Linked DNA regions of Mus musculus: region 1 is linked to region 2. The links are chromatin contacts, found by Hi-C or POLR2A ChIA-PET in ENCODE. All regions are on one chromosome and are shown on one strand. The core of a region is the stretch at or near the end of the contact, and the rest is flanking DNA. Distances in the headings are between cores, read along the strand shown. Region 1 holds the start of Dcaf6 (DDB1 and CUL4 associated factor 6). Region 2 holds the start of Suco (SUN domain containing ossification factor).

Evidence for each region. A loop is a pair of places that touch in the nucleus more often than their neighbours do. ChIA-PET counts read pairs that join two places held with the same protein, here RNA polymerase II (POLR2A).
Region 1: a loop to region 2 is called in a map of heart, with 7 times the contacts of the local background. The contact joins the promoter of Dcaf6 here to the promoter of Suco in region 2. A Hi-C loop is called at or near these places in 1 of 37 maps with a recorded cell type or tissue (heart). POLR2A ChIA-PET finds 5 or more read pairs at or near these places in 1 of 5 experiments (embryonic stem cell).

Annotation. Positions count from the first base shown.
Region 1 is chr1:165,457,639-165,462,422 of GRCm38, reverse strand. Dcaf6 (DDB1 and CUL4 associated factor 6) reads left to right here and starts at 1,960. Exons shown (of 19, transcript NM_028759.1): 1 at 1,960-2,292. The coding sequence starts at 2,196. It overlaps Mpc2 (mitochondrial pyruvate carrier 2), which reads right to left and starts at 1,163. Exons shown (of 5, transcript NM_027430.3): 1 at 912-1,163. The coding sequence starts at 1,020.
Region 2 is chr1:161,874,414-161,879,010 of GRCm38, reverse strand. It overlaps Suco (SUN domain containing ossification factor), which reads left to right and starts at 2,329. Exons shown (of 24, transcript NM_001357402.1): 1 at 2,329-2,700. The coding sequence starts at 2,639.

The sequences.
Region 1 (4,784 bases), core at 711-3,210, 3.6 Mb before region 2:
AATATAATCAGATTTTAGTCCTCACCCAAGTATTACTATCACCCATTTTGTATTAGAAATAAACTAATTTAATAACTGTGATAAAGAGCTAGAGGGACAGGGGCCTTCCAGTTTCTTAAAGAATTATTTTAACTACAAGAATTCTTATCCAGTACTTGTGACAGCTAACATCCTCAAAGAATCAAGCATATGTTATTTTTGATTTTCACACTGAATACATTTTATATGAATTAAGACAGAGGTATAGAATTTTGCCCAAGGTCACATCTTGGTGAGCGGTGGAACAGAACTGTATTCATATCTGCCCACATAAAACACAGATATAACCTGGTCAGTGATTGCATAATGACTGGCTTATTATACTGGGTCTATGGAACCAGGTTGACATTGACTGAACCGGGAAGGGGAAGGGGATGGGGGTGGGGAGCGTCCAATTTTGGGGAGGGCTCACTTAGCAGGCCTCTGCCAAGAGGAACTAAAGTATGACCTTTACTCCAAACCCTCTGCTGAGACCAGACAGACACCTTTTCAGCTCTACCCCACGTGTGCGTTAGAAATTCACGGAGGGAGAAAGGGGAGGAGAAGGAGGGTTTCATGGTGGCCCAAGACCCCTTCGTGGCTCTCAGGAGTTAAGTAAGGTTCAAGTCTGGAGGAGAGGTCGGGAGTGTGAGCAGTGTTTAAGGGAGCGAAGACATCAAAAGTCAACAAGGGCACTGGGTGCTGATACTCGGTTTTTGGAAAGAGACCTAAGATGAAACAAGGTGAAAGACTAGGAGAATTGATGGATTCCCTTCAGTGGCGAGATGAGGGCTCTGGGATTCCGGTAGCAACTCAACTGTCACAGGGCCTCTAATGTCCCGGTTTCGGAGGGAGAGGAACGATCTCCGTGCGAGCCGTTCAGGATTCATTACCTGCCGGGTGGTTGTAAAGCGGCCTCAATTTCTTTGGCAGCAACAACTCCACTTTATCCATGAGTCGGTGGTAGGTGGCCCGCAGGCCTCGGGCGCCGGCAGCTGCCATCGCGGCGGCCTAGGGATCGACAGCAGCAGGGTGGGAGCGCCGCTGTGTCCGCGTTCCTGGCTGACAACGAAGGGCGGCTCGTCACTTTCTCTCTGCAGCGCTGGGGCGTCCGCCTCTGCCCTAGGGCGCCCTTCCCCGGCTCTGGCAGCCAGAGGTGAAGCACCTAGAGGCCGAGTCCCGCAAAGGCTCAGGGGGGCGGAGCTCAGCAAAAGCCCGCCCCGGCCCGCCTCCTGCGAGCGGGTTGGGGAGACCGAGGGGGAGGAGTCATGGCAACAGGTGCTACAGAGGTCGCCGTGCTGGGGCCGCTAGAGCTAGGCGGGCGAGGCGTTGCGCAAGCTTAACGGCCTGCTCTAATTGGCTGGCCTCACAGAGCGGAAGAGGCGTGGCCAGAAATCATCTCCTTCCGGCCCTGGAGGCCATGTTGGAGAGGGGAACCTGAAGCCGCACTTCCGCCCGGTCCCTCACTTTGACTAATAAGCTTTCTGGGCTTCCCTCTCCCGAACTGAAGATGACGCTGGATACCTGTCGGACTTCCTCTTATTTACTTATTGTTTTTGAGTCGGTGTCTTCGCTGTGTACCCCAGGCTGGCTTGGATCTCGCTATGGTCCAGCCTCCCGACTGCTGGGATTGCATGCATGGGTCATCACGCCCGGTTTTTTCCTTTGACTCGAGAGGCGTGAGCAAGACAACCTCAGCGGCTTCCGTCATGCCTCTCCAATCCATTAAGGAGTAGGCTAGAGCGCCCTCAAGCTCCTCTCCTAGGGTGAGGGCAATCGTGACGCACAGCGGCTTCTGTTGCCCGTGTGCATCCTCTCGCGAGAAGGGCCGGGAGGGGGCGTGGTCTAGGGAGGAGAGGGAGGAGCTCGCGGCCGCCTCCGCCTTCGCCTCCGCCTCCCGCGGGAGGGGGGTCGAGGGAGGGGACTGTTGCCGATCTCTAGATGTTCTGGGTAGTCTGAGGAGAGTATGAGGCGAGCCGTGGCCCGGGTACCTCTCCGCTCCCGGGGAGAAGGCGCGGCCGTGGCTGCCGCCCTCTGAGTCGCGGCGCCGGCGAGGCCCCGGGGCGCGCGCATGGTGCTGGTGCCGCTCGGGTGTTGATCGGCCTGTCCCCTCCCTCTCTTCCCCTCCCCACCCCCCGCGGTGGTCTCCCCTTTCCCACCCCAGCCCCTGCGGAGCCATGGCTCGGAGTGGCTCCTGCCCGCACCTGTTGTGGGACGTGAGGAAAAGGTCCCTTGGGCTGGAGGACCCGTCCCGGCTGAGGAGCCGCTACCTGGGTGAGCGGGGGCCCCGGGGCGGCGGCGCTGAGGTCGCCGCCCAGAGGTGGGGGAGGGGGCGCCGCCGGGGCTGTTGGCGACCGGACCGAGCCCCGACCGGGGCGCCCCGCAGGCTAGGTCTCAGGTGGGATGACGGCGATCCGCGCCCGCTCCTCCTAAGGTCGGGGTCCCCTTTGCAAGCTGCCAGGCGCGGCTCAAGCTGGGCTTCCCTCGGAGAGCCGGGCCGTGGGGAGGCGGCACTAAGCCCGGAAAGGTGTTGGGGTCGCTCGTGGGCTGGGACTCCGGAGAAGACTCCGCGAGCCTTACGGAGATGCCACGTTGAACGCCAAAGTTGGCGCTTTTGCTTTTCTCCGGAGCTGTCCCCGCTCAGCCGAAGACCTCAAGGTGTTGCTTGTCCACCTTCTTCTTCGGCTTCCGCAAGGGGTTAGATGTCGCCCGAGAGAGACGCTGTTGACCACCCTCAGGGACTTGACACCCCAGCCGGGCTCGCTGTAAACCGTGGCGCTTAGCCCAAACCTAAAAGAGATCGCGGAGCCCTCCCCACCCCCGCGCCTTCCCAGGTCCAGCCTGCTGTCAGTCCCGTAGACCTCTTTTAGGTGGTGTAAGGTTTCACGTTCCTGTTCCCACCCCTGGAAAACACACTTGGCATTTTCTGTTTCTTAGTTAAGCTTTCTAAAAACAACCTTCAGGACTGTGGACGCAGGGTTCCACCTTTTTCGTTCTGTGTACCGTGAGTTTTGTTGAGTGTGTTGGGTCATGCCAGAGTCAACTAAAAAGTCCTGTTTCTTCAAAGTGCCTCCTCCCCCCAACTCTGTCATTTCTTTGCCAAGTGAAGCGATTTGTTGCTGTCATTTTTTTTTTTTTTTTTACTAACAACAAAAATAGAAAGAAATGAAATCTCATTACAGCCAATACTACTGGCTGTAAATTGCTTAAAGGACGCCTAGGTGTGCGTTTTAATGTTTTTAAATGAATGTTATCATTGTAAGAATTAAATACAAAAAAGCAGAAGTCCCAGAATCGGTCCCATTTGGATTTCATGCCACTGCCCCTAGAAATGTTTCTGTTTTGTGATTATTTTCCTTGATTTATTTCCTTCTTAGAAATGCATACATATATAAATACTAGTGCCTGTATGTGCACCCTACATGTGTGTGAATGAAAACCGGATGCATGGTGGTGAAAGCATTTTTCTCCCTTGCTTTTTTCTTCACTGCGTCTGGAGATCCTTTTAGACATAAAAATGTGTGTAAAACATTACATAGTACTTAATGAAGAATTTTAATGTTCTAAGTTTTAGTCTCTTTAATTTTTATTTGAAAGAGACTCCTTATATAGTCCAGACTAGCCTTAACTTTTATCTCATTCTCCTGATAGCTGGGATTACACTGTAAATTTTCACCTGACCCTGTCCCCTTTTCTGTAATATGTGTTCACTGTCATGACTGTGCAAACATCATTTACATATGTTGTAGTAAGTACCTAGACTGCTTGTTTTTAATATTTGTAAAGTCCTTTTTAAAATCCTTGTCTTAAAAGAGGTGTGAAAGTTTATTTTAAAATTTAGTTTGTGTAGAAAAAACAGACTTTTACCTTAATAAAGCAAATGCTAAAGTTTTGTGTGAGTGAAGTTATAATTTAGTCTTATTTCAATTGGGTTTGGCTGTGTATAATAAAGGTAATGAGAACATGGTCAGTGGGGCTCTCGAGATGGCTCAGCGGGTGAGGGTGCCAGCTACCAAGCCTCTGCTGCTTCAGTTTGTTCTCTAGACTCTGACATTGCAAAGAGAAAACTCTTTAAGACTAAGAACTGCCTTAGTCTTCTAAGTTCTGGAGTTACTGATGTTTGCCACTATGTTTAGCTTTAAGTAATTGAAGTGTAACAATGATGCATACTTCAGCACTTCTTTAAAAGCGATTTTTCCTGGGTTAGATGGCAGACATCTGTAATCCTGTAATCCCAGCACTTCCAAGGTAAAGGGCTGGCTGGTAGGATCACCTGTTTAAGGTCATCTTTGAAATAAAACCTATGGGCAGGCAGTCTAATGAATCTGATACCTAATAAGTTTCTTTGTGTGTGTGGGGGGGGGGAGGATGACCTTTCTCATAAAGCCTTTTTTGATGAGGAAGGAGACTTGCTGCTAGTTTGAAGGATTTTTAGTGAAACTCTGTCTCAAAAAACAAACAAACATACAAACAAACAAACAAACAAACACCCTTTTAAATTCCAAGTGCAAGGAACTTAGAAAGTTAGTTGATTTCTTAAAGACATGCAGATTTAAACATCATAATTGTTCAGAGTTTTATAGTTTGCATTTTCTCCTAATAGGCTTCTATTATTTGCATTCCTAATAATAAATTACTGCTAAGTAACATTCAAACTGGAATGCTCATTTTTATGGAGGTTTCGATACTAAAGAAACAAAACACAAAGGTTCCATTAACTTCCTCAGGAACTGAACAAGGAGAGAAAACTCTGACAAAATTACCAG
Region 2 (4,597 bases), core at 1,080-3,579:
TATTACCTGATGTACTCACAGGGCTTCTGACACTCTTCCCCACCCAATCCAGTCTCTGCTCCATCTTCCCTCACAAACCAAAAAAACAAAACTACCAAACAATTCAACAATCCTGCTGCTTGGTGTTAGCATTTCTAGGCTCCACCCCACAGTTATGCCTGACTCACTATAAAAGGGGCTGCTTGCCCCCTTCTTTCTATTTTTGCTTGCCTTTCTACTCTCTCCCACTCTGTCCCTTCTCCCTTCATTTTCCTCTCCCTCTCCAAGTGTTCATGGCTAGCCTCTACTCCTCTCCTCTCTCTCTCCCTTTCTCTGTCTCTACTATCTTGTCAACTCCCCTCCCCATGCCCTAAATAAACTCTATTCTATACTATACTTGTATGGCTGTTCCTCAGGGGTAAGGGATGCCTCAGTGTGGGCCCGCAGAAGCACAGCCTTCTCCCTGCCCCCCTCCCCCAACTCCATACTGTGCCTCCACCTAACATATCCCCGGCTTTTTCTTTTATATAAAACATAACACCTGGGTAAATGTCAAGGAGGAATTGCACAGTCGCCAAAATATGGAAGCAACCTAGGGATCCATTGATAAAGAAAATACAGTATATTTATTTACACATTAAACTATAAAAAGAACGAAATCTTGTCATTAGTTGTAACACAGATGAAATTGGAGAATGTTGTGTAAAATCAGAGGTAGAAATACAAATGCCGTGTAGTCTCTCTTATACATGAAAATTAAGATAATTTCAAAGATGAGAACAGAATAGTGTTCACAGATCTCAGGAGTTAAGGGTGGGAGAAGTGGAGGAGGTTAATGGGTATGGCGGTGCAGATAGATGAGAGGAACTGAAAATAAAATAAAATAAAATAGGAAGGGAATGACTGCTCCTGGGCATGGTAGAGGAGGTTTATACAAGGGAGACATAGCCAGAGACAGGGGCATCTGGACGAGTCCAGAGTGAATACGAACCTGAGCAGGGGCCATGTGAGGAAAGTGGAGGAGGCAAGGAGAGCCAGGAGACCAGGAGATCAAGAGGCCAGGAGGGTAAAGGGCAGACCAAAAGGGCCAGGTAACCAAAATGGCTGGATTATATAGGGAAGGGTGCATGAGGGAATGGCTGCCCAGCCCCTGGGCTGGAGAAGTTTGGAGTAGGGGCTGATGAGAAGAATCCTGCAACTAACTGGTAGAGACTGAAGAATGCTGGGAGAACGTGGCAGCCAGTTCTGCTTTGATATGTTAAATAGGCACACGGGAGACTTAGAGGAAGGAACTGCTATACTAAGAGGCCAAAAGTCTAGTCTCTTCCAACTGCTGTCTTTCAGGATCAGTAAGCTACTTGAAGAGATGTCTGGCAGTAGCCACAAAGCATTCTGAGATTGCACACCAACGCTCCCTAAGTAGGATTCTGGGCCTCAGCTTTTTACAGATTTTGGGGTCTCCATCTGTGAACACCACTTCTTTTTTTTTTTCTTGTTCACAGCAAGTATGTGTAGGAGTTCGCTTTCTCTGCTTCCAGACGCCGAGAGTCCGTAGTGTCTTTTCTGCCTTGCAGCAGCAAACCCACAGCCCGAAATTAAAAGAACAAAAAAGAACACTAAAGCTCTATCTTAGGAATCTGGCGGGCAGGTAGGAATTCTCACTTAGGTGAAAGAAAAGCTCAGTCCTTCCCAGCCAATCATGTGAGAGGAAACGTTGACACGCCTCTTTCTACCTTCCAATCATCATCTACCTCAGTAAGCCCGACCCACTGCCGGTAAACCGACTTTTAAATTGCATTAGCATGCTTTCTCCTGACCCTCTCCAGTCATTCCAGGCCGTTCCATGACTGTGCTCCAAGGAAGAATTATAGACTTAACAATGACAAATGACAAAGCTAGTCAGTCTGAAGGTGAGAAGTGAAAGTGTAAAACTCGAGAACCAAACCCGCGAGTTCTACGGAGGAAAAAAAAAAAAGGCGGGTTCGGGCAGGAGGACTACAAGCCCCAGATACCCGTGCGCGGAGGCGGCGCGTGCCAGCGAGAGTGGGCAGGCCATTGAAAGGCGGAAGACCGAGGGTTACAGGACTTCCTGTTCGAGCGCCAGCGAGTGGGTGGGACCTGCGCAGGTTGGGCGGCGGTTGTGGCGTTTTGGAGCTTTGTCAGCGGAGGGGGCGTGGCCCGCGCTGTGACTTGTGGAGCGCGAGCCGAGAGGGACGTGGGTGACGCGTCTCCTTCCACCCAGCTCAGTGGAGTGCGAGGTGCGCTGGCCCGGCCGGGGATTGGCTGCTGAGAGGCGAGTACGCGGCGGCCGTTGGTCGCCGGCAGCACGGAGCGAGGGCCCGGGCGGGCGGGGCGGGGATGGGGAGGCAGTGGCGGCGAAGGCCGGAGGAGGCGGGCGCGGGCGAGCGGGCAGACAGAGCGGCGGCGGCGGCAGTCTCCCGAGCGCTCCTGTGAAGCGTCCCTATTCCCGTTGCCGTGGGCCTCTCGGGGAGGCCATCCGGGACGCGAGCCGCTGCGGAACCGCTCCCCAAGCCCCACTGCTCTTCGGACTCTCGGTCCCATCCTCGCGTTTCTGCTCCGGCTCCTCCATCTTGGCCTCGACAGTGGCTGCTGTGGGGAGGATGTGCCGCCTCCTGGCAGGGGGAAGAAGGAGGAGAAGATGAAGAAGTACCGGCGGGCCTTGGCCCTGGTCTCCTGCCTCTCTCTCTGCTCTCTAGTCTGGTGAGTAAGGGGCCGGCCTCTGGGGACTTCCCGTGGGGATGAAAGAGGGAGTAGGTCGGGTCACACCCCCAAATCATCTCGGCTTTTTGGGTTGCTTGGTGCTCCTGCTCCTAAGCCAGGGACACAGCGGCCACCCAGCTCTTCCTCTTGTGGTTTACGAGTTGTGTTTTGGAATTTGCAGAGTTCCAGCAGGGAGAGAAGGGGATATTGGGGATCACTTTTTGCCTTTGTACTCGGGTACCCCATCACCGCAGTTAGGGCAGTTTGGGTAGTGTTCAGAAAGCTAGTGAGTGAGTTACTCAGTTTTGCTGTCAGTTCATTTGCTTTCGTTATGAGGTAAGGGCAGGGGCGAGTCAGGTGTGATGTGTTCCGGACCTGTGATTTTGAAAACGTGAGTCGTCATGAGGGTAAGAGTAATGTCTAAACTGTTGTTCTTCTGGTCAGGTCTTGCACAATCTTGACCAATAGTACTTTTGGGGCTGCTCCTTGAAACCCTGCGGCGTGGGGCGGGCGGGATCCCTGATGAAGCCCTTTTTCGGTTAGCCTGGTGGGAGAGGATTATCACAGATGTGGAGTCAGCCATAGTTTTGGGGCATGTTCTTTGGCACTAGAAAGGAAACGGTTTTTGCGACCCGCTCTGTCCCTTTCTCTGAAGTTCTATGGAGTTCAAGTTAATTTCAAGCACATCTCTGGATGTCCAGGAGCAGACATAGCTTATGAACCAAAGGATTGCTAAAGGTGTACTTGGAAAAGCCATTCTTTCTGAAGGAATTCCCAAAGAGCCTTGAGACTTGGTGACTGAAAGTGATGGCCTTTGTGTTAAAGAGATTTTGCTTCTTATACTAAAATCTAAACACACTTTCTTATTTACCTTATGTCTTCAAAGCGCCAGTAATAATTCCCTTTTTTTTATGGGTGTAATGGAATCCAGAGGTGCTCAAGTTGTAGAGTTGTTGCTCACATAGAATAATATATTAATATGGGCTCAAGAAAACACTTGTCTGAGAAAATCTGACTGGAAAGACTGTATTTCTTGTCATTCTGAATCCTTTAAATACTCCTTAAGAGAAACTGGTACCTGAAACCAGTGTAGGATTAGGTAGCAATTTCTTAGAGTTGGTGAGCTTCTCTTACTAGCCTTTTCTCCCCTCATTCAGAAATTATCTCCAGATTTTGTTACCCACTTCTCTTTTGTAGATTGAGTATTCTATGTTCATATAATAATCAGTTCTAGGGTCTACCCAGGACTTACTCTATTACTATTACTGCAGTTTAGTTTGATCTTATACTGTCATAGTTGATAGATTGTGTGTGATACAGCCTTCTGCCTTTTCTCTTTTCCTGCCTAGAGTGCTATAGATTTACCTTAACAGAAAACCAAAATGCATCCTATCTATTCATTCTGGTTGCTATTTTTTTCTTTTGCACACTGCTAATCACAATTCTTGGTTAAGTAGTACAGTGTATTCTAGGTGTAATTGTAGTGTAGCTACAGAAGAACAGTGATAGCTAATATTTATTGTTATCTGTACCAAGCATGTGGCATGTGTACGTTTTAGCATCTTTGTCAGCAAGGTCCTCTTAGGTAGATATTATTAGTTGAATTCTGTATTTTACAGATGAATAAATAGAGAGGCTAAAGTTATGCTTGCAACAGAGTAACATGGCTAAGCAGCTACTGCATTCTAAAATTTAGATTTGAACCTAAGCAGCTTGTAATACAGGCTCCTCACTACAGTGGTCCTCTGACTGACTATAGGTTAAATAAGGCCTGTGTTTTTAGACAGATACAGTACCATCACTTACTAGATATGTGTACTTGGACATGCTATATAATTCCTTTGAACTTTAGTTTTTAGAGCCTCAGTATGATAAAATTGATCCATTCATACCAAAG